2 separate regions of the Mus musculus genome follow, and region 1 is linked to region 2. The links are chromatin loops, found by intact Hi-C in ENCODE. Cell type or tissue: heart. All regions are shown on one strand. Links, peaks and the distances in the headings refer to the core of each region. The heading gives the core; the rest is flanking DNA. Region 1 has its middle 14 kb from the start of Lcn3. Region 2 holds the start of Obp2a (odorant binding protein 2A).

Region 1 (10,566 bases), core at 1,566-9,565, 52 kb before region 2:
CTCTTCATTTCTAATTTGTATGTATCATGCTATTTTATTCTGTCCTGACTGGGATTTACATATGTGTCGCGGATCTCTATATGTTGGTTTATTCTCTTTCTTTTTCCCCTTCTAGAGGGCAGACTAGGAACTACACTTAGAGCCCTGTGTACCTATATGAAGATGTTTACATCTCCGTGGTGGTTTGGATGAAATGGCTCTCATGGCTTCATTAGGGAGTGGCATTACTTGACAATGATTAGGGAGTATTGTCTTCTTGGAGTAGGAGTGGCTTTGATGAAGGAAGTATGTCACTGCACATGGGTTTTGGTGTTTCAAATGCTCAAGCCAGGTCCATCCCTTAGTGACTCACTCTTCCTGCTGCCAGTGGATCCAGATGTAGTACTCTCAGCCACCTCTCCAGCACTGTGTCTCCCTGTGTGTCACCATGTGTCTAACCATGATGACAATGGACTAAACCTCTGAACTTGTAAGCCAGCCCCAGTCAAATGCTTTCCTTCAGAAGAATTGTTTTTGTCATGCTGTGTCTTCACAGCAATGACAACCCTAACTAAGACAATCTCCAATACCTTTCATTTTTAAAAAATCTTTTTAAATATTTACTTATTTCTATGTGTTTGGGTTTTTGCCTCTGTACTGGCTGATTTTGTGTGTCAGCTTGACACAAGCTGGTGTTATCACAGAGAAAGGAGCTTCAGTTGAAGAAATGCCTCCACAAGATCCAGCTGTAAGGCATTTTCTCAACTTGTGATCAATGGGCAAGGGCCCCTTGTGGGTAGTGCCATCCCTGGGATGGTAGTTCTGGGTATTATAAGAAAGCAAGCTGAGCAAGCTAGAGGAAGAAAGACAGTAAGTAACACTCCTCCATGGCCTCTGCATCAGCTCCTGCTTCCTGACCTGCTTGAGTTCCAGTCCTGACTTCTTTTAGTGATGAACAGCAGTGCAGAAGTGTAAGCTGAATAAATTCTTCCTCCCCAACTTTCTTCTTGGTCATGATGTTTGTGCAAGAATAGAAACCCTGAATAAGACAAATTGCTACCAGGAGTGGGGTATTCCTGTGACAACCTGACCATGTTTTGGGGAAGAACAGTGTAGAAGACTGACGTCTGGCTTATGAAATTTCAGAGGAAAGATTAATGACTCTTCTCAGGGACATTGCTATTTTGATTGTGAAAGATTCTGTGGGTTTGGTTATCTGGAGCTGAAGAATCAGCTGTGATTAACAAGATACCAGAACTACTAATGTGAAAACTTTGCATTACTGGAACTATTGTCGCTGGTTGGTTAGCTGGAACTAAGAAATTAGCGGTGATTAAGAAGAGTCCAGCATCATTGATGTGAAATCTTCAGGGAAGTGTTTTCTGAGAGCACAGAGGCTGTGTTCCAGAGATAGCCAAGGTTGTACCTTGTGCTGTGGCTGGTCTTGGTAATGTGTAAGAGCCACCCAAATCGTACTGGATTTGAAGGCATGAAGGGGTCATGAAGAGCAGCAGAGCCTCAGCACTGTGAGATGCTGTGGAAGGCCACTGGTTGAAGGTGTAGCCTCAGTTGCAACCCAGGACTAAAGGGGTCATACAGAGGAGTTGGCTTGGTACCATGAAGAAAGCCTGTGAGAGGCTATTGATGAAGCCTAGTTACAGAGGATGATCCCAGTGTATTGGAGATGCCAGTACCATGAGATGACTACCAAGAACAGCAGCAGCAGTGGAGTACAGGAAGCCTAGAAGACAAGGTGTGTGCTACAAAGGGCAGAGCTGGAGAAGTGACCCAAGCCCTTAAAGGAGCCTAGAAGGTCGTGAATGGATCCCAGACATTGGACAGTTGGAGTTTAATTTTGCTTTTGATTGTGACTGTGCCCTGATATTTTTCCCTCTTAAAGTAAGAAGATACTTTAGTGGAGCCCACAGTTAAGAGACTTTTAATTGTAAAAAGACTTTGAATTTTAAAAGAGATTGGATGTTTTAAAAGGATTGAAATTTTAATATGTATGAATATAAGAAGAGTGGGACTTTTAAAGTTATTTAGGTCTTGGGGATGAATAAGAAAGTAAGGGTCGAGGCTTAATAGTGATGTGTTTGTATGTCAAGTTAACAAGGGGTCAATTGTACTGGTTGGTTTTGTGTGTCAACTTGAAACAGCCTGGAGTTATCACAGAGAAAGGAGCTTCAGTTGGGGAATTTGCCTCCATGAAATCCAGCCGTGGGGCATTTTCTCAGTTGGTGATCAAGGGGGGATGGCACATTGTGTGTGGTGCCTTCCTTGGGCTGGTATTCCTGGGTTCTGTAAGAAAGCAAGCTTAGAAAGCTAGAGGAAGAATGACAGTAAATACTATCCCTCCATGGCCTCTGCATCAGCTCCTGCTTCCTGACCTGCTTGAGTTCTAGTCCTGACTTCCTTTGGTGATGAACAACAGTGTGGAAGTGGAAGTTGAATAAACCTGTTCCTCACAAACTTGCTTCTTGGTCATGATGTTTGTGTGGGAATAGAACCCTGACTAAGACAGCCTCCATGCATGCCTGCATACACCATGCTTCTCTAGTCTCTGTGGAGGCCGGAAGAGGACATTGGATCTCCCTGGAACTGGAGTTACAGACTGTTGTGAGCCATCCTGTGGATTCTCAGAAGAGAACCTAGGTCCTCTGGAAGAGCAGCCAGTGCTCTTAATCATTGACCCATCCCTAAAGGCCTTTGTTTTCTGAACCTTGGTACAGGGTCTTTCTAACTTGTCCTGCCTGGCTGGACTTGACTATGCTCAGCAACCTCCTGCCTAGGCTCACCACATGGTTTGGCTACAGACTCTTTTCTTCATTCCTTATAGGTCAACATTTTCAGTCCCCTGCAGATTTCCTCTTTGCTCCATGAACTGCTCAGAACTTCGATGCGTGTTGAAATCTGTTGGGGACTCTTCCCGTCTCCCTTGGGCACTGAGGCCTGCTTTGCTTTCCATATGCACAGGGGACACGTGTGCAGGGGACACTTAGTTCCTTCAAGTGTGTCCAGGTTCTATGTCACAAGGATAGGTCTTATCTTGTTTTGTAACTTGTAATTTCATGAAAGAACTATGTGCTAAAAAAGAAAAAAGAACTGTGTGCTATGTGGGGTCACAGATGTTGCTTAGAGTAAGCTGGCGATGGAAGCAAGTCTGAGCTCCAAAGTATCCATACTATTTGGAGCTCTCTCTCTCTCTCTCTCTCTCTCTCTCTCTCTCTCTCTCTCTCTCTCTCTCTCTCTCTCCCTCCATTCCTCCCTCCCTCCCTCCTTTCCTCTCCCCAAAGCTAAGAGGTAATATTCTTCTTGTTTGGCCTCTCACCGTCCCATTAATTTTCTTTTGTTCTAGGGTCTATGTTAGCTGATATTAAAATTACATTTTACATTTCTTTCAATTAAAGTTGGCTGTTGCAACCTGTTCTTTTACGTCCAGCTTGCTTCTGTTGTCACATTTAGAGAAGGTTCAATTTAGGCAGCAACAGCTGTATTAGTTTTAAATCATCTGTGCTGGTTACTGTGTTGTGTTTGGTGTATTTTGACCAGTTGCGTTTAGTCTAACTATTGATCCACTAGGAATGGTTATAACACAGCACTACAAACTAAATGACTTAAAAACCATAATTGTAGATGTGGGATGAAACTTGGTGGTAAAGGGCACCATAGCGTGTGCCAGGCCACAGGCTAGATCCAATGACTGCTAACAGAACAAAACCGGAAGTCTATGAACAGATTCTTGATTATCTCTGGCAGACAGAAGCCGGGGATCTGAGAAGCCTTTGTTTTTATGGCATGTGATAAAATGTATGAAAAAGTTATTGTGAAAAACTGGGACTCAGCCTACCTGAGGACCTTGGGAGTCACTGGGTGGAACATTCCATGTTATCTCAGGGGGGAAGGAAAAGCCCAGACCCATTATCCTATCAGTTTTCAACCCTGCAGACTGAGCGTGTGTTAGCCGGGTATCCATCACTGGGTTAAATAAACCAGAGAACAATGTGAAGGGAAAAAGGATTTGTTCTGTCTCCCGGTTTCAGAAGTTCTGCCCATGATTGATTAGTCTCATGGCTGTGAGCTTGTCTCAGAGCATCATGGCAGAGAAGGTTCAGTGGAGGAGCTGGTCATCTCATGGTATCAAGGTTGCAAAGAGGAGGGACAAAGGACCAGAATGAGATGTAGTTGGAGGAGAGCCTTTCAGAGACTAACTTCTCCCAGCCCCAGCCTCATTCTGCAGCCTCCCAAAATAGGGACACACTTCAGATTCCCACATGACAGTGTGTTCAATAACCTCATACCTGCTCTTCAAGACTGTGTGCCAGAGAAACAGAAAAGGAGACACAGTCACTGGTCTTGGAATCTGCTAGTCTCTCAGGATGATAGGAAATGTCAACTGCAGTTGCATGGAACAATAAGGGTCAGCCATCAGCACTTACAGCCACAGCTCTCACCTGGCACCAACACTTGAGGTGACAAAGTCCATTCCACAACTGCAGTGGCCTCTGTCTGCTGCCATTTTACTTCTGTCATATCCAGGAACATGATTGGAGACTTTGTGAGAATTCAGCTGCTGAGACATAGGCAAGAGAAGCGAATAACAGAGAAACCTAGAAAGATCCATTGGCCTCCAGCAAACTGACGGTGGCCCTGGCTGTGCTAATCATGTGTGCATGTTGTTCTCCTGTTCAAGGATTGAGACTTGTGCCTATGTGGGGACATGCTTTCAGGAATAATCCAGGCATGGTATGGAGGACAGCCTGACAGGTACAGAGGCCTCCTCCATGACACAGAGCTGCTAACCTGTTTCCTGATTTCTCCTAAAGGGCATCGGCCCCACCCTCTCACAGGCTTCCTGCTCAGCACCTTCTATACTAACGTCAAAACCCAAGCCATGCCAGCTCCTCAGCACAGTCCACGGCTTGTCACCGAGCCCTCACTGGTATTGTGTATGAATACTTAAACCTGTCCACCTTTGGTCCAGGAAGGCACTAAGATGCCATTGTGGGACTAGCACCTGTCTCCAGGGCCATGGAGTGTGGAGAGTCCCATAGGAACTGAAACCCTTCTCCAGAGATGACTTCTGTGTCTCAGGGCAGGTAGCTAAGTCCAAGAATTGCAGAGTGGGGAGATGGGACCCATGGGAGATGATGGCAAAGGGCTGCTTCTTGATAGAGAAGGGACAGATGTGGCACAAAGGCAAATGGTGATTTGTAAAGGTAAAATGGGAAACTCAATGTTAGGATAAGGTAATTGATTTTATTTAGGTATGTTAACCAGGGTGCCCAAAGTGGGCTTTGATAGCTGGATTTCAATACTTTGATTGCTGGACCTTAGTAGTCAGCCTAAGGAGGCCAAATAAGTGATCACATAAGGGAATGGGTCTTAGTGGCCAGCTTTAGGAATGTAATATAATGGCTCTTAGCAGGGCAGAGGGAATGGGGGAGAGGGCAAGGACGGCCACAGTCACACTCACCATGCCTGGGCTGGCTAGAGTCCCTTCAGCTTGCTTCCTTCTGTTGAATGGCATCTGTTTCTACACATTCCCAGCTGTCCTATCACTGTCTTCCTGCGTGTCTAACAGGTCCTCTCTTTCTCTGTAAGAGCAGCTCTCTAAATAGATTTTTTCTTATCCTGACTCTTCTTCACCAGGGCCCATGAAGTCACCTTGTTAGCCTTCGTTTAACTGCAAGTTCTGGATTAGGTTTTGACCATGCCAAAGAATTGTAGTCATTGTTACTCAGCCATTTGTGAAAGTTTTCCATGTTGCCCATCAGTAATTAGGTCGCCTGTTTTGTTCTTGTGCCCTGTGAGCCTCTGGCTGAGGGCCTTGAGCTGGGCACTCTGGGAGTGCCTCCTCAGAGTTTAACTTGGCTCTGAGAACAAACTCACACAGATTGTGTGGCTCACAATCAGAAATTGATTTCACAGTTTCTGAGCCAGAGGAGCCCAAGGACAAGGAGCTGGCAGTTTGATGTTTGCTGAGGTCCCACTTCCTGGGTCTCAGATGAACCACTGGATCTTTACATGGTAGAAGGGAAGAACCCTAGTCCCCTATGCGCCCTTCAAACTATCAATTACACTATGAGACCTGCACCTCTGAAAGACCCCATCTCCTTGAACTGAGGTCTCAACACACAGCGTGTAGGTAGACATAACATCTAAGCCATTGTGAGGCTCTCTGAATGTGAAATCCTGTCTGAGCTGTGACAACTAAGACTCTTCCACTGTCCTTCAGATCTTGGTGTCCAGTGGTATTATCCAGCCATCTTTGAACTTTTCATCAGTATGTAGTTTGCTGGAGTTCTCCCAGGCAAAGAAGTTGCTCACAAACTGTTTTCTTTGATGGGAAAGGCTGGGAGAGGGGGAAGGAGAGGAAGAGGGTGTGAGGAAGGGGGTGGGGAGCATGGAGGGATCTTGAGGAGAGGGAGAAGAGGTGCCAGAGAAAAGAGGATGTTTTGCCCACAGGAGAGAGATGACCTCTGTGTTGCTACAGGTTCTCCATGGAGCCAGAAAAGCTGGAGTTATAAATGGCTTCAAAGAATTAGACAGAATGATCACAGGACACATGCCCCTGGAGCTCAAAGTCACCTGAGCAGTTGTGGGTGGAAGAGCTGAGATTCCATTCAGGGTGTGCTGGCCACACCCTCACTGTAACTACAGGGCTTTGGGGATCTTTGATCATCCTCACACTATATTCCCCACACAGAGATCCCAGGATGCAGGATGATAGAGCAAGCTCCAGCAGAGTTGCATGGGGTGGCCTCACTCTACCTGACATACAGAACAGCCAGGAAGCCTCAGGGAAATCTCGGCAGCTCAGTGAAGTGGGACTCGGTCTCTCTTGCTATCAGAAAGGTCAGACTTCTCCAATGGAGGGACCCAGAGTTCAGGGAGTGGAAGCAAAGCCAGGCAGGTCTGGAATGCAGAGCCTCTCTCAGGGCTGGGGCTTTCTTCCTCAGGGCAATTTCCATTCCTCCTGAGCTCAAGGGCTAGGCTGTAAAGGGCTATAAGGCATGTGACAGTTTCCTCTGAGACTGGCACATGCCATCCTGCAGGGAAACTCTTTAAACAGAAAAGTAAACAACTCAAAACACCTCAATACCTCCAATAGGTTCAGGAAGTCCCTGAAACCTATCAGATTCTCACAGCCCCTCTCTGCCAGAGTTAGCAACAAAAGCTTCGAGTTCTTCTCAGACAAGATTGAGGTTTCCCTTAGTCCACAGGAAACCTAGGCAAGTCCAAGAATTTTGAAGTCCTCTACAACTTGCAAAAGAATCTTTTATTCTTTCAAGTCCAGACTCAGATCACATGCCCCGCAGTCATAGGGTAGATGCTGGCATGCGATGCTGAGTTCAGAAAGTATTGGGTTTATATACAGTATAGTATAGTTAGGAATTCCCTGAATGCTCACATTAGAGGGGGAGTGGAGAACTGTAACCATTCTGTGGGATGTAAGTGAATCTGGGGGTGGGGGTGTGTGAAGGATAATGGGTGCCTATGTGGGGTTATCAGGAACCAATTTTATGGTCGGCCATAACTAGCTGAGACCTCTGATTACATTTTCTGTATGATTTAAACGTGGAGCCTTAATCTTCTTTGAGTTTGTTATTTCTCTGAGGTCTCAAGGACAGGCACCTGGAGTGCTCAGCCCAGGGAGGGCCAGATTCTGGCATTGCAGAGGAGGAGGAGTCTCAAGCTAGCATCTGGCTTCTTAGGATGTTTTATTAAGAGGGTGAGGGTGGCATTATGGGCAGTGTCATTCTAAGGTGGGGGCTGGGTTTCCTTGAACTAGAGAGGGGGAGGGAGCCCTGGGCTTGCTGCAGGGGGATGCTTTTCACTGAAGAGAGGGGGCTTCTGTGGGAAAATATGCAGAGGCAAACTATCTGTACACAGCACTGGAGTCTCTTTGGCGAGGCTTCCAAGAAACAGGGCAATTAACCACACAGCGTTAGCATCAGTAATTCGAGGGCTACAATAAGACAAGCTGCAAAGAAGACTCTGACACCAAGCCAGGTCCTGGAAGAAGCAGAAACCAGCAGCACTGCCTGTGTGATGTTCAAACACTAGCTCCATTCCAAACTGAGTTTGCAAGAACAGTCTAGCAGTCTGCAGGACCCTGTTCTTAGCCCAAGGACTGTTCTCCACAGGATGTCCAGACCATGACACTAAGGTCAGCCCATCAGCATTTGAGTGGAGACAGCAGTCTACAGAGGAGACTGATCGCAGGGCCACTTGACTCATCTTCCCTACTGTGCAGCTTTTACTAAACTTTTAACCAGTCAGTCATTCTGCTGCTGTAGTCTCACTTCACTGCTGCTCGCTCAGAAAACAAAACAAACAAATATGATAATGCCTCACGCAGGAGAAAAATCTCCAAAACTGAGACAGTTGGAATTTGCATCTTCAAGAACTCAAGCCTGTTTTCCCCTGTGCAGCAGCTCTCAGACTGGCAGAGGCAGCTACTTCATGCAACAAACGTTGCTATAAATAATAGAAGATTGTTCATCTTTCTTTTAAGTTTAAATTTTGTCTGGTGATCATTCCTTGGTGGTCTCAAACTCCACAGCACCTGGAAGAGGTTTAGACCAGTGTCACTTGTAAAGAGCATCTTTTGTCGAGCTCCAGGGCCCCAGCTTGTGCACGCTGTGTAGAGGGAATTTTGTGTTCCCAGTGAATCTGCCCAGTGCACCTGCCCAGAGGGCATCTTTGAAGCCATGAATGAAAGACACGCATGCACTAATTTATTTTTTAAATGCCTTTACTACCTCAATGGCTGGGCACTCCTAAATCTTTCCCTACTACTCCAGGCCCTATTGGGGAAATGGACCGTGTCGATTTAGCTGAAATCTCACATGACTGGTTGGATTTATTTCCTGCTGATTTTGCATCCTATCCTGTGGGAAGCCACATGTGCCGTTGTTGAGTGGCACTGACTACTGCTGGCCACCACGCATAAGATTGGACAAACAACCAATGTGTACATATGCAGTAAAGTTTTTTGCAAAGACACTGCCTGGCCCAGGCATGATAATGAGGTTCTGTAAGGTACTGAGAGTATAACCAATCAGATGTGAGACATGCAAATGAGGTATGATAATGAGGTTCTGTAAGGTACTGAGAGTATAACCAATCAGATGTGAGACATGCAAATGAGGTATGATAATGAGGTTCTGTAAGGTACTGAGAGAGAGTAGCCAATCAGATGAGGAACATGCAAATGAGGCTTAGTGCATAACCAATCCGGGTGTGAGACACGCCCCTCCTAGGCCTATAAAAGCAGCACCAGTTCTGGGCTCAAGGTCTTTTCGCCTCTACAATCAAGCTCTCCCAATAAACGTGTGCAGAAGGATCCTGTAGCAGCGTCGTTCTTCCTGGCCAGTCGAGCGCGCGCAAGAAGTGGTGCCAAAAACCCGGGACAAGAAACATCTTCAGGCACGAGCGAAGACTCCCTGCTACAGGGAGGATTCAGAACTGCATCACGGGGAAGGAGCGGTTAATAAAGGTTCCCGTAAAACAGACTGCTGAGAAGCATCCAGCGTGGATTCAGAACTCTTCAGCTGGGGAGCGGTGTTAATAAAGGTTCCTGTAAAACAGGCTGCTGAGAAGGATTCAACAGCGTGAATTCAGAACTCTTCAGCTGAGGAACGGCGGTACCGGTAAGTAGAAAGAAATTAATGTGAGTCTCTGAGAAGCATGCTCTCCTAAGAAATAGGATCTCGGTAAAGAGAAAAATAGGATCTCCGGCTCTGGAGACAAGAAAGTGAAAGTAAGAGAGAAAGTGAAAGTAAGAGGAAAGTGAAAGTAAGAGGATAATAGGGACAGTCTATGGGTTACTTTCTTTTTCTAGCCATTGGAGTAATTTTTCTGAGTCTTTTTTGTTGTTGTGGCGACTGTGTGGAACATGAAAGACTAGGTATGGGGTCGTCACAGTCACACCCAATTTTTTCAGCGCTTGATGAGCTGCTAAGAGCGAAGAGTGCAAAACTATATCTTTTGGGTCATATTCAACCTTCTGTATCTCCATGGAATACCCAAAATTTTGTTATCAGAAAGAAATCGGGCAAATGGAGGTTGTTACAGGATCTGCAAGCTATTAATGCACAGATGCAGGTGATGGGCTCCATTCAGAGGGGTCTGTCTCTCTTATCTGCCCTGCCAGAAAAGTGGCCTCTAAAAGATTGTTTCTTTTCCATTCCATTAAATAAGAAAGATAAACCTAGATTTGCATTCACCTTGCCTTCTATTAATCATATGGAGCCTGATAAAAGGTACCAATGGCGGGTATTACCTCAAGGAATGGCAAATAGCCCTACAATATGTCAGTTATATGTAGGAAAAGCTTTGCAACCAGTTAGGGATGGTTTCCCCTCCTTAAAAATTTGTATATATGGACGATATAGTGATTTGTGGACCTGAAGAAGAAAGTATACAGCAAGCTTATGGCTTGCTTAATGAAACTTTAAAAAATAATGGCTTGATTATTGCACCAGAAAAAGTACAGCAGTCTAATGTTAGTCATTTTTTAGGAGCCACTATTACTTTACGATGTGTCACCCCACAAAAGATTAGTATAAGAAAAGATCA
Region 2 (10,566 bases), core at 1,693-9,692:
TTTTAATTTTAACAAGGAGTTATTTTTTAAAAATTTTGGCTGGAGCCTTTAATGTCTATCTTGAGATGTAAGTTGGGAGCCACCAAAACAGTACATACAGCTAAAACTAAGTAGCAACTGTCTTGTGAACACTGGAAATGTTTTATTCTTTACCTGACTGGGTACCAGCAGTGTTGGTCCATGACTGAGTACAAACACGGGCCATGCACAGCCTGGTCATTTGACTCGACCCCCAGGACCTTGTAAAATTGGAAAGAGAATTGCCTCTATAAAGCCCTGCCAGGACCTCCACACCTAGGCCGAGGCTTGTGCAAGACTGCATAAACACAAGTAGTGTAATAGCAACATTTTTAAGTGCCCTAGGCTCTATCTTGCTCTCTGCCCAGCCCCTAACATGTGAGCAGACCAACTGCAAAAGGTCAGAAGGGGCAAACAATCCTCAGTAAGCCAGAAGATGCTTGGTTGGTCAGTGAGGCCTTTGAAGTGACTGGGTTCAGAGTTCAAGAAGGAAGAAGTGGTCTCTTTTCCTGAAGCTCTCCTTCCAGCAGAAATTAAGCCCAAGGAGTTTCAGAGACGGCTCCCCTGCAGGGTAGCTGGCAGAAAGGCAAGACGCCTCTTCACTTCCTGTCCTGCTGGAATTCTGCTCATGCCTCCTGAGCACAGTCCTAGCTCCTGGGCTATCATGCCAAATCCAGGGTAGCATGCCTGAATCCTCAGTACCGACCCGGAGAGCAGGAAACGGGGTGGAGGACTGTCATGTGCTGTGGTGTCAACTCTGCATATTGAGGCTGGACTTAGAAGTCTTCCTCATGTTCTGATCGCAACAGAGAACAATATCAAGTATTTGAACTTGGGGCAGTTCTGGGGCCCACAGTTAAAGGCCATGCGTAGTCCCTGTCTGAAGCAAAAAGAGAACCTGGTATGTAGGATCCGGCTTGGCCCGGTCCTGCCTCCAAGTGTCCTGGACACCTCAGGCCCCACCTTAAAAACATCCAATAGCTCCCAGCAAGAACTGGGTCCAGATAGGAAAGGAATTCAGAAAGAACGATGAGTCACGTGGGAGTTAGAGCGGAGGCTCACCGAGCTGAAGGACACCAGCCTGAGTCTCTACAACCCTTCACAAAAGGTGACAAGCTGGACAGCCAGCCTCCACTGGGCTTTGCACTTTGAAGCTGTCACTGATTATATGGGGTAGGGGGCATCTGCTCCCTTACTGTGGCCCATCATGTCCCTGTTGGACAGAGAAAGCCCAAACCCTGATCCTTGGACAAACTGGGAGAGGGCTAGAATGGGGAACAGGGCTGGTGGATTCTGTAGCTGCTTCTGTCTTTCCCAGGGGATTGTGGAGGGGGAGATGTTGAAGAAACTAGCCACTCTTGTGCTACCCCTGTCACTGAGCTCAGCTCCTCAAAGCAGGGCCTTCCTCTCAGTGTTCAAGCAATTTGTTGGAACAGGGCCCCTGCAGTAACGTTCATACTCTCTGAAGCCCTGATGACTTCTCATTGTCTTGCCACCCCAGAGCATCTTTGACACTCCTGTCAGGGTCCAACCTGACAGCAAGTAGCTCGCCAGGTAGCTCCTAGGCACTTACATAGCCCTGCAGGATAGCCAGATGCCATACTCCTTGGGCACTGGTTCGGCAATAGCTCTGCAATTATTCCCATGTCTCTCTCCCAAAAGAACTCTTAGAGCCCACACAAAGCTCCTCACAGACATGCTGAGCCAGAGCACTGCTAAAGAGATTTATTTGGAGTCAGGGGAGAGGGGAGCAGGTACTGAGGTGGTGGTGGTGAAGCAGTGGGAAGTTTGGTCCAGGAGAGGTGTGGTGAAGGGATGTCCCAGCTTGGTGTTGGAAGCAAGGCTGGCTCAGCTGTTGCAGACCTGGGTAGCTGCTGTGGTAGAGAGAGAAGGAGAGATAAGCACCCTCCCTTTGCTTTTTTCAGAAGCAGCAGTCAGGGGAGGCATGGACAGGGATGGCACAGGGTAGATATGGGTCAGAGATCCTCTTTCCCATATTTCTGTGTGGTCCCTGCTGGGAGCTGGGGCCTGCTCCACTTCCATAAGTAGCCAGGTCTCAGCCTCCCTGGGGAAAAGCGAAAGGAAGAAGCAGGTAGAGTCCAGGGACTAGGAGAAACCATGACAAGAAGAACAGAATTCCTATACAACATGGGAACTATACAAAGGGCCACAGCCTGAGTGACCACACTTGTCTGTGTGGATAGGATGAGGTCCCTTATCCAGAGCCCAGCCTTCTAGACTTTTCCACAGTCCTATAGGCAATGGGGGGTGAGGGGCACTTACCCTAGTCACTTTCAACACATTTATCTGTAGAAACAAAAAGAAGCCTGGGAGTGAGAAGGGCTCTGTAAGAGGACCCCATCACACCTGCAGCTCAGACCCTCCCACAGCCAAGATCTGAAGCAGAGGCCTGAGGTCCCAGTGAGAGGGGAAGGACCTTGAAGGGACAGACAATACAGAAGCCAGGGACACAAAGAGACCTGGGGAGACACTGAAGCAGAAGCACAGGAGATTTGGAGGTCATGGGGATACAGAGGGACACAGGGACAGAATGTCCCTTTTAGTTATGGGTGACACTAGGGGCATAGTGGGAATACCACAGAGGTACCCAGGGGACATGGAGAGATATGAAATAACACGTAAGGGACAACAGGACCAGGCACAGAGAGGACACAGAAGGCACCCACACAGACAGGATGTGGGCTGGAGACAGACAGTCCTGGGGGACAGAGAGAGGCATGGGCATTCCTGCTCTTACCTCCGATCTCTGGCACAAACATGTTTTCCAGTCGGAGATTCATGCGCTTTATGAAATTCTTAAATTCTTCCATGGCCTCTGGATTTTCACCAGAGTCTCTCCCTGTGAGGAGGGGGGCAGGTTTGAGGGGTGGCACTCAGCTCCGCAGAGAGCCAGAGACACAAGAGGGAGGTGCAAACCAGGACAGAGGTCAGAGAGGACCCTGGCAGTAGACATCACCTGTGGACGTCCTCAGACCCAAGCAGACCTGCGGGGTTGCCACACAGCCCTATATGAACACTGAATCTCAAGGTCATGAGGCTGTCCCCGGCCCTGGAGGGTTCTTACCTACAATAAAATGTCCCTGCCAAGACGTCCTTTTATGTTCACGTGACTGAGAGCCCTGGGAGTAGCATTTGCTGGCTCCAGGTGTGGGACCCACTCCTGAGCACTCAGGCCTCCAAAGGCCACACAAACCCCATTCCTAAGCAGTTTTCCCCATTTTCCACTTTGGATCTCACACATTTCCTGGGCAGCACCAGTGCCAGGCCCATCTCCTGCCCTTCTCGTGGCTACCAGAAGTAGAGACCAGGGACGGGACATGGGGCTTCCATGGCACCTCACCCATGAGCTTTCCCATCCCGAATGACGACGTCCCATTGTGCCGGCCTTCGCAGTAGAAAATGTAGTGCTCATTCACCGACGTCTTTTCCACATGAATAACCTTCGTGTTATGAACTGCAGATAAGCAGAAATAGCTAAGTGTCTCATAGAGACACTGAACACCTAAGACCTTGGAACACTTTGGTGGTCACCCAGGACACCCAGCAAGTCTAGTCCTGGCCTTTCTGTGGTCCCCATAGTTAGACAGGAGCCATCTCCCACAGAAGCTGCCAAGCCCAGCAATGAAGTTTGTGGAAGGTGGGAACTGAGGTTGCCCCTTAGGGCCAAGCCCCTTCCTTTCTGGCTTTCCTGTCTTTGGATCCTCATGGGTCAAGAGCTGAGCTGGATAGGGGAGCAAGAATGACTCCGCTTTTAGGACCTCTAGAACAGGAAGTGACTGATGGCCTGTCCTATGAGTTAGAGCAGGCAGGGACCCACCCTCCCCAGGGCTTGCCACTGTAGGAAACAATGAGGCACAGGGACTCACAAGCGGTGTATTTGCCAGGCTCTTCTGTTTTCTTCATCACGAATTTAAACTCACGGCAATGACCATTGTTCCTGTAAAACACAAGCCCACAGGCAGCTGCTCTCAGCAACATAACTAAGGCCTGTTTCGATCATCAGTCCTGGCCAGGTGACCCATTAAACTCTGTGTCACTCCTGTTCTACTTTTAAGGTACTACCTTGAGACTGTGTCTCTTCAAAGGTAGGAATCTCTTAGTTACCCCAACTCAAATATAATGGCTAGCAAGTGAGAGAAAAACTGCAGAGAGTTCCAGTAGGAAACACGTACCAGAATACAACTGTGGTCTCCAAGTCTCCTTCTTCCAGAGCTATTATTCTCACAGGGAAAACTATACTGGGTATCTTGTGACTGGGTAGGGTACCATTGTGTACCATGGCCTTTGCGTACCAGATCCCAGAGTACTGTAGGAGACAAAACTGTGAGCACACCCGAGCCTTCCCAGGAGTCTACCCCAGGGTCCAGCATATGAGCTAGCTCCTGAGCCCAGGGTGCAGCCACTGAGGTGAGCTAACCTCACATGTTCCAAGACGTGTGGTCAATAGAGAGATACCAGCACTTGGGTACCCAATCCCATGATGGCAGAAGTGTCTTCCCCCATCCCAGTGAATGCACTCATTGAGGTCTACACGTCAAAGAGGGCACTGGATGAATCCTCTGCCCGGAACGTCCTGCTCTAAATGTTCTAGCTCTGAGCTTTACTTGAACAAGGATCCTCCACCCAAATCTGCTCTTTCTTCTAACTCAAGTCTTCGGAGGACCCATGTTTTCAGGGAGGCCCCTATCTTCTAACAGAAGGACTCAGGAGTCCTTGATCAGACTGCTGAGATGAAGTATGGAGTCAAACTCAACCTTCAAGGTAACATCCTTCCCCTCAGCGTCAAGCAGTAGGCCAGGCCATCTCCTGCCACCACCCATTGTCCCTCCCATCCTCACATCCACCAGGTCATCTGGCGGGGCTTCCTGAGCCTTCAGGACAGCCACCAGCCCCAGCAGCAGGATGGTGAGGAGCAGGCTCTTCATCTCCAGGCACTGGGCTCTCACACAAGGCAGGTCACCTGGGCAGAGTGTCCTCTGGCTCCTCACAGGGTGCCCTTTATATCTCCCATGGACAGGGACGTGTGCCCACTTGGCACTAGCCATGTCCCTCCTGTCCATCTCTCATGGCCAAACACACATCCATCATGGAGCTGAAGGTTGTTGTTGTTGGGATCTGATGAATATCAACTCAGTGTCACCTGCAGATAAAGAAAGACACACAATGCTCTGGAAGGTCTGCGCCACCCAAGTGCTGTGCTCACAAAGGACCCTGGGGAATGAGTAACTCGGGTAGAGGGGGAGGGCCAGGCTTCCCTTCACACACCTGCCCTGCATCTGCCCATGGCTGCCCTGAGCTATGATCCCTGAGATCTGGCCTCTGATCTCCTGCTGCTGAGAACCAGGCTGAGTTTCACAACCAGAGACCATCTTCTGGGTCCCAGATGGCTTGGCCCCTGCCTGGGGACTCACCTCATTGTCCCTTCCCCGCCTGGATGCCCCATCAGGGCTTCCCTGTAAGTGGGGTCACAAAATATCATCAAGGTAGACACCCTGCCACTAGGGAATACCATGACCCCTGACCCACTTCATCCTGCAATGAGGCCAGCCGTGCTCTCTACAGAGCACTTCTTACTCTAAGATGTCTTGGGCCTTTTTCACAAACCGGCCAAGGCCCATCTACTGAACCACCAGGTAGAGTTCACTTTCCCTACATCTCACTTGTAAGTTGGCTGCATGAAGAATTCCAGCCACGCATTAGGGTCATGAGTATGTGTCCTCTAAATGAATCAGGGAAAGGGTTCACGTCTGTGACTCCTGGGGGTTCATGCCCAACAAGGGGACTTGACCTTTTGTTGCTCCCTCCTCTGAGGGCCCACTGACAGGACGTTTGCAAAGCTGGGACTGCCTTGATACATCTGAGGTCCATATATGTGTTCGTTTCTTGCCATCTTGTGCCCTGACATGGGATGGAGAGCCAGGCTCCATCACAGCCTGTCCTGAACCACCCCTGTGCTCCTGTTGAACCTCTCACCTCTGGAGTCCACAGCCTTCCTTCTCATTAGCTTTGAGCACCCACAGGCTCTCAACACAGCCAGGTCTCATTCCCTACAGACAAATGGATGCACGAGGCACCATGAGTCCACGTGCTGACCTGTGTTCTGAGTTCAGTGAAGCCTGCCCTGGCTTCTGGCCTCAGCTCACCTTCCCTCCCACTGGGAACTCTGCCTTCCACTCCAAACTCTGCAGTTCCTGGACTTAGCCACCTGCCCTGAGTCACAGAAGTCATCTCTGAAGAAGGGTTTCAGTTCCTATGGGACTGTCCACACTCCATGGCCCTGGGGACAGGTGCTAGTCCCACAATGGCATCTTTGTGCCTCTCTGGACCAAAGGTGGACAGGCTCAAATATCCATACACAATATCAGTGAGGGCTCTGTGACAAGCCCTGGACTGTGCTGAGGAGCTGGCATGGCTCGGGTTTTGACGTTAGTATAGAAGGTGCTGAGCAGGAAGTCTGTGATAGGGTGGGGCCAATGCCCTTTAGGAGAAATCAGGAATCGGGTTAGCAGCTCTGTGTCATGGGGGAGGCCTCTGTACCTGTCAGGCTGTCCTCCATACCATGCCTGAATTATTCCTGTAAGCATGTCCCCACATAGGCACAAGTCTCAATCCTTGAACAGGAGAAGAACAACGTGATTAGCAGAGCCAGGGCCACCATCAGTTCACTGCTGACTTGGGCTGTGTCTGGAAGTCGAAGGCCGAACCTCACCACTCCCTGAGCCTGTGGTTGGTAGACACTTTCTGATGCACTGACAGACTCACAGCTTCCCAGCCCAGTGCCTGCATCCCCTCCTGAGTTCTCCTAACACAGTGTTCTCAGTGAGCAGAGGTTAAGTAAATTTAACAGGCTGTCATGTTGGGATCTGAAGCATCCTCCTGAGGTCCATGTGTTGAAGACCAATTCCCAGCCAGTGGCCGTATTTTGGAGTGTTCTGCAGACTGAAATCATAGGGCTGGTAGAAAGGAGTCATAGAGAGCATGTCCTTCAGCTGAATCCTGCTCTGGCCTAGTCTTGCCAGACTCAGAAAGACAAAGTCTGCGTGTTTTCTTTCATTTGCAGAATGACATGAAAGTCCAAGGGTGACTGTGTGCGGGAAGGTGGAGTCTGAAGGAAGGAAATAATGGGTGCTGGAAAGACAAATGTCACATTTTCTCTCGTGGAGAATACATATTGATCTCACTTGGACATATCTGTTTTGTCAGGTCTACTTCAGAGTTCTGACTCTTGTCTATCTGACTGAACTCTAAACTCATAAGGCCGTGCAGGATGTGAGTCACGCTGGCCTCAGTGGGCCCCAAATAGCTTTCTATAAAGATGCAGCCCACTACAGAGTCTCAGTGAACTGTGAAGGTTCCCCAGCCAGCCCTCCTGCACCTGAAAAGGAAGACAGGCAGCATGTGTGCCTCTCTGCTTGCTACCCTCTGCCCTGACCATGTCCATCCCTGACTCACGCAGGTGCCCTGGGCTGCAGCCACACCGTTTCCCAGCAGGAAGCTGGGATCCCACCCACAAACCACCCCTGCAACCTTAAGCTATGCCTTAGCTTTGTCTTTACATTTGTATTATTCAGTATCCATTACACAAGCCACCCCTGTTCTATCTACTGTGCAGGTCTGCTTCTTGATTGAACTCTGAGTCATGTAATTATAAATTATTTAAAAGGTCATAAACGTCCTGGGGAACATCACATGGAACAAGTTGTACAGACAGTGTTGATACAGTAGGTGTTTGAATGTTAAATTGAATTGTCTGGGCCAACCTCACCAAGGTGACATTTGAACACAAAATTGACTATGGTGGAAGAACATTCAACGTGGGAGGAACACAGGGGACAGTCCTGGGGGAGAGAGCAGGACTTGTTCCAGGAACAGACTGAAGGGCAGGATGTCTACAGCAGGCGATGCCAAAACCAGGTCACTGAGAGGGCAGGTCGGCAAGGGTGGCTATGGGCCATTGGGTAAGGACATTAGCTTTTCCTGTGAAAGAAACAGGGAGACCTGAAGGGCTTTGACCTGGCACATGTGGCACATTTTTAGAGTCCTTCCAGGTGTTATAGTAAAACTGTATTAGGGATAACAAGTGAGACAGCAGGGAAGACAGCTGGAAAGGCTGCAATAAGTGATCCAGGCCAGAACGATGGTGTGATGTTATCTACCTGGGAAGAACAAAGAATGAACTTATATACCTACCACCAGTAAAGAGAAAACGGGAAAGAATCTGCAAAATCATTTTTATATAATGGACCACAAACAATGAAGGCTTTGAGTCCTTGGGGCGACTTACAATCTAAGGTCACTCCTGTCACAGCACCTTGAAACGTGTGGGGAGTTGAACACCAAAGAGAATGTCTGCAACAGGGCCAGGGTCTGGCTGAGCGGAGGAGACGGTAGTGGGACTTAAAGTCAGGAGCAATGGCCGCAATATGTGAGACTCGGGGGGGAAAAACCACGCAGGAAGAACCCCAGATATATGTCTGCCATGGGCTCCATGAGGAACCAGGAAAGTGCCAGGAGCAGCAACAACTCCTTACATGGCGGGTGTGGATATCAGGAAGGGGGAGGTGCCGGATAGTGAGGAGTCAGCGGACATGTGGAGCGAAGAATGGCCGTGCACCATCTGCTGGACCATGGCAGGACCAATGCTGACTCAGCCTGAGGAAGAAGGCGCCATGACAGGCAACAGGAATCATCTTTAAAGCTATAGCAACTGACCTTTCAAAGCTCAGCAAAAGACACACTGCACTGTAGAAGTCATTGCCCCAAACAACTGGGCAGTACTTTCCAGGAAAGCCAGGCTCAGATCTGTGACACGCTGTCTTCAGATGTCTTGGCCCTTCTACAGGGAAGTGAATCTCCATTACATAGTTGTCTGTGCCTATGGAGAGCCAACCTCATATCTGTGTCGTGCTGGCTTCAGATAGCTTAGCTCTTTGATGAGGAAGTGGGTATCAGACAGTATATTCCATTTTCTACTGTCTATGCAAAGCTATTTACTCTTTCTTCGCCTGGCTTAGCCTTCTTGTAAGGAAGAGAAGCCTGGAGCTGGTTCACAGCCCCCAGCTCTAGTTGCCAGGCGATCCCTGTGGTATGCCCTGTCACAGAGGTAGAAGCCAGAGGCTGTGGCTCCTCAGGTCTGGTTTCCTGCCTTGAGCATCTTCCAGACCTACAAGTGTTTAGTGTGTGTCAGAACTCCATTCCTTCCTGTGGTTCACTGAAGCCCTCCCCAACCCCTGCCAAAAAAAAAAAAAAAACCAAAAACCAAAAAACCAACCATGTGTATTCATTCATCTACTCTTCAGTTGACAAGCACAGATTCCCACCATGAGATTATTAGGAAATGTGCTACTGTGGACCCTTACATACAGGTTTCCCCGTGTTCCTCTGCTCTTCAGTTGACAGATATCTGCGTGGATTCTACCATGCTATTGTGGACCTTCACGTACACATATTCACGTGGACTTAGCATTCTCAGTATACATGCTCCTAAGTACAAAGCTACCCAGTCAGGTTCCCTCTCCATCCTGACTTCTGGAAAGCTACAAGGTTGCTTGGCACAGTGACTGTTCCATCTCACAGTCCCATGTGTAAAGTCCAAGGGTCCCCATTTCTCCAGGGGCTTGGTAACACTTATGGTTGCCCCCGTGTTGTTGGCTGACATGAACTTGAAGATCCACCTGCAAATGTTTACAAAACCAAACCAAAATTAATCTCACCATAGTGACCCAGCAGGTTTATACATCAATTCGATCTTTGACATTTGTGTATGAGTGATTCCCAGTAGCCATTATCTCCAATAACCCCCAGGACACACCCCTTCATGTGTACAGGCATTTCAAAGAAGTAGCTCATTGTGAGTCAGGACAGCAGAGCAAGCTACGGGGCCGGACAGAGGGCAGAAACCAGCGGGCATTGGTTGACAGGTGGATGGATAGGCAGATGAAAAGATGGATGGATGATGTGTAGGAATGAGGGCATGAATGAAATCTGGGAAACGGTGCTCTAAATATCCTGAACCTCTTTCAAGGAGGAGGGAGTTGCTGGTGTTTCAGCTCTGGCCCTGAACAAGGTCACACTGCCTGTTTGTATAAGACTGGAGTCATTCCCCACCTCTAAGCTCACCCTGCCCTGGAATGCTAGAGATAAAAGTCCCTTTGGGTGAGGCAGGCACACAGTATGCCCTGAAAGGCTCTTCTTCCCTCATTCCTCTTGCTCCATTGAGCACTGCAGACAGTGATGCCCCCAGTGGTCATTTCCAGAACTGCACATAAGGCTTCTAAGAATGAAAACCCTCAGCTGGGTGTGGTTGGTTGCCTTCCAGGAACCAGATTCCCAGGAGGCAAATGATCCAGCCCTGCATGCTTCAGAAGTAAGGTAGGGCTTTCAAAGACTTCCTTGTCAGCTCTACTAGCCCCTGGTCATCCAGGTCACTCAGGAGTCCTCTTCACATGACCCTGGCTTGAGAACCCTGTGGCAGCACTAGGGGTTGGGAGAAACCCATAGGACCGTCCCCAGAAGCCTCCAAGGGAG

What was found. A loop is a pair of places that touch in the nucleus more often than their neighbours do. Peaks named below come from ENCODE experiments on the same cell type or tissue, not always from the same donor. Only the 100,000 strongest peaks of a DNase experiment are listed, where the experiment ranks them.
Region 1: a loop joins it to region 2, with 12 times the contacts of the local background. A loop is called at or near these places in 11 of 42 quality-filtered maps.

The regions. Positions count from the first base shown.
Region 1 is chr2:25,746,503-25,757,068 of GRCm38, reverse strand. No RefSeq gene overlaps it. Among named protein-coding and RNA genes, the nearest start is that of Lcn3, 14 kb to the left of the region's middle. In heart, for the core only: no CTCF peak of the experiment used is centred there; no DNase peak of the experiment used is centred there.
Region 2 is chr2:25,694,489-25,705,054 of GRCm38, reverse strand. It overlaps Obp2a (odorant binding protein 2A), which reads right to left and starts at 4,981. Exons shown (of 7, transcript NM_153558.1): 1 at 4,878-4,981; 2 at 4,212-4,345; 3 at 3,906-3,976; 4 at 3,380-3,493; 5 at 2,777-2,878; 6 at 2,302-2,325; 7 at 1,729-1,892. The coding sequence starts at 4,964. The coding sequence ends at 2,303. In heart, for the core only: no CTCF peak of the experiment used is centred there; a DNase peak (open chromatin) is centred at 3,854.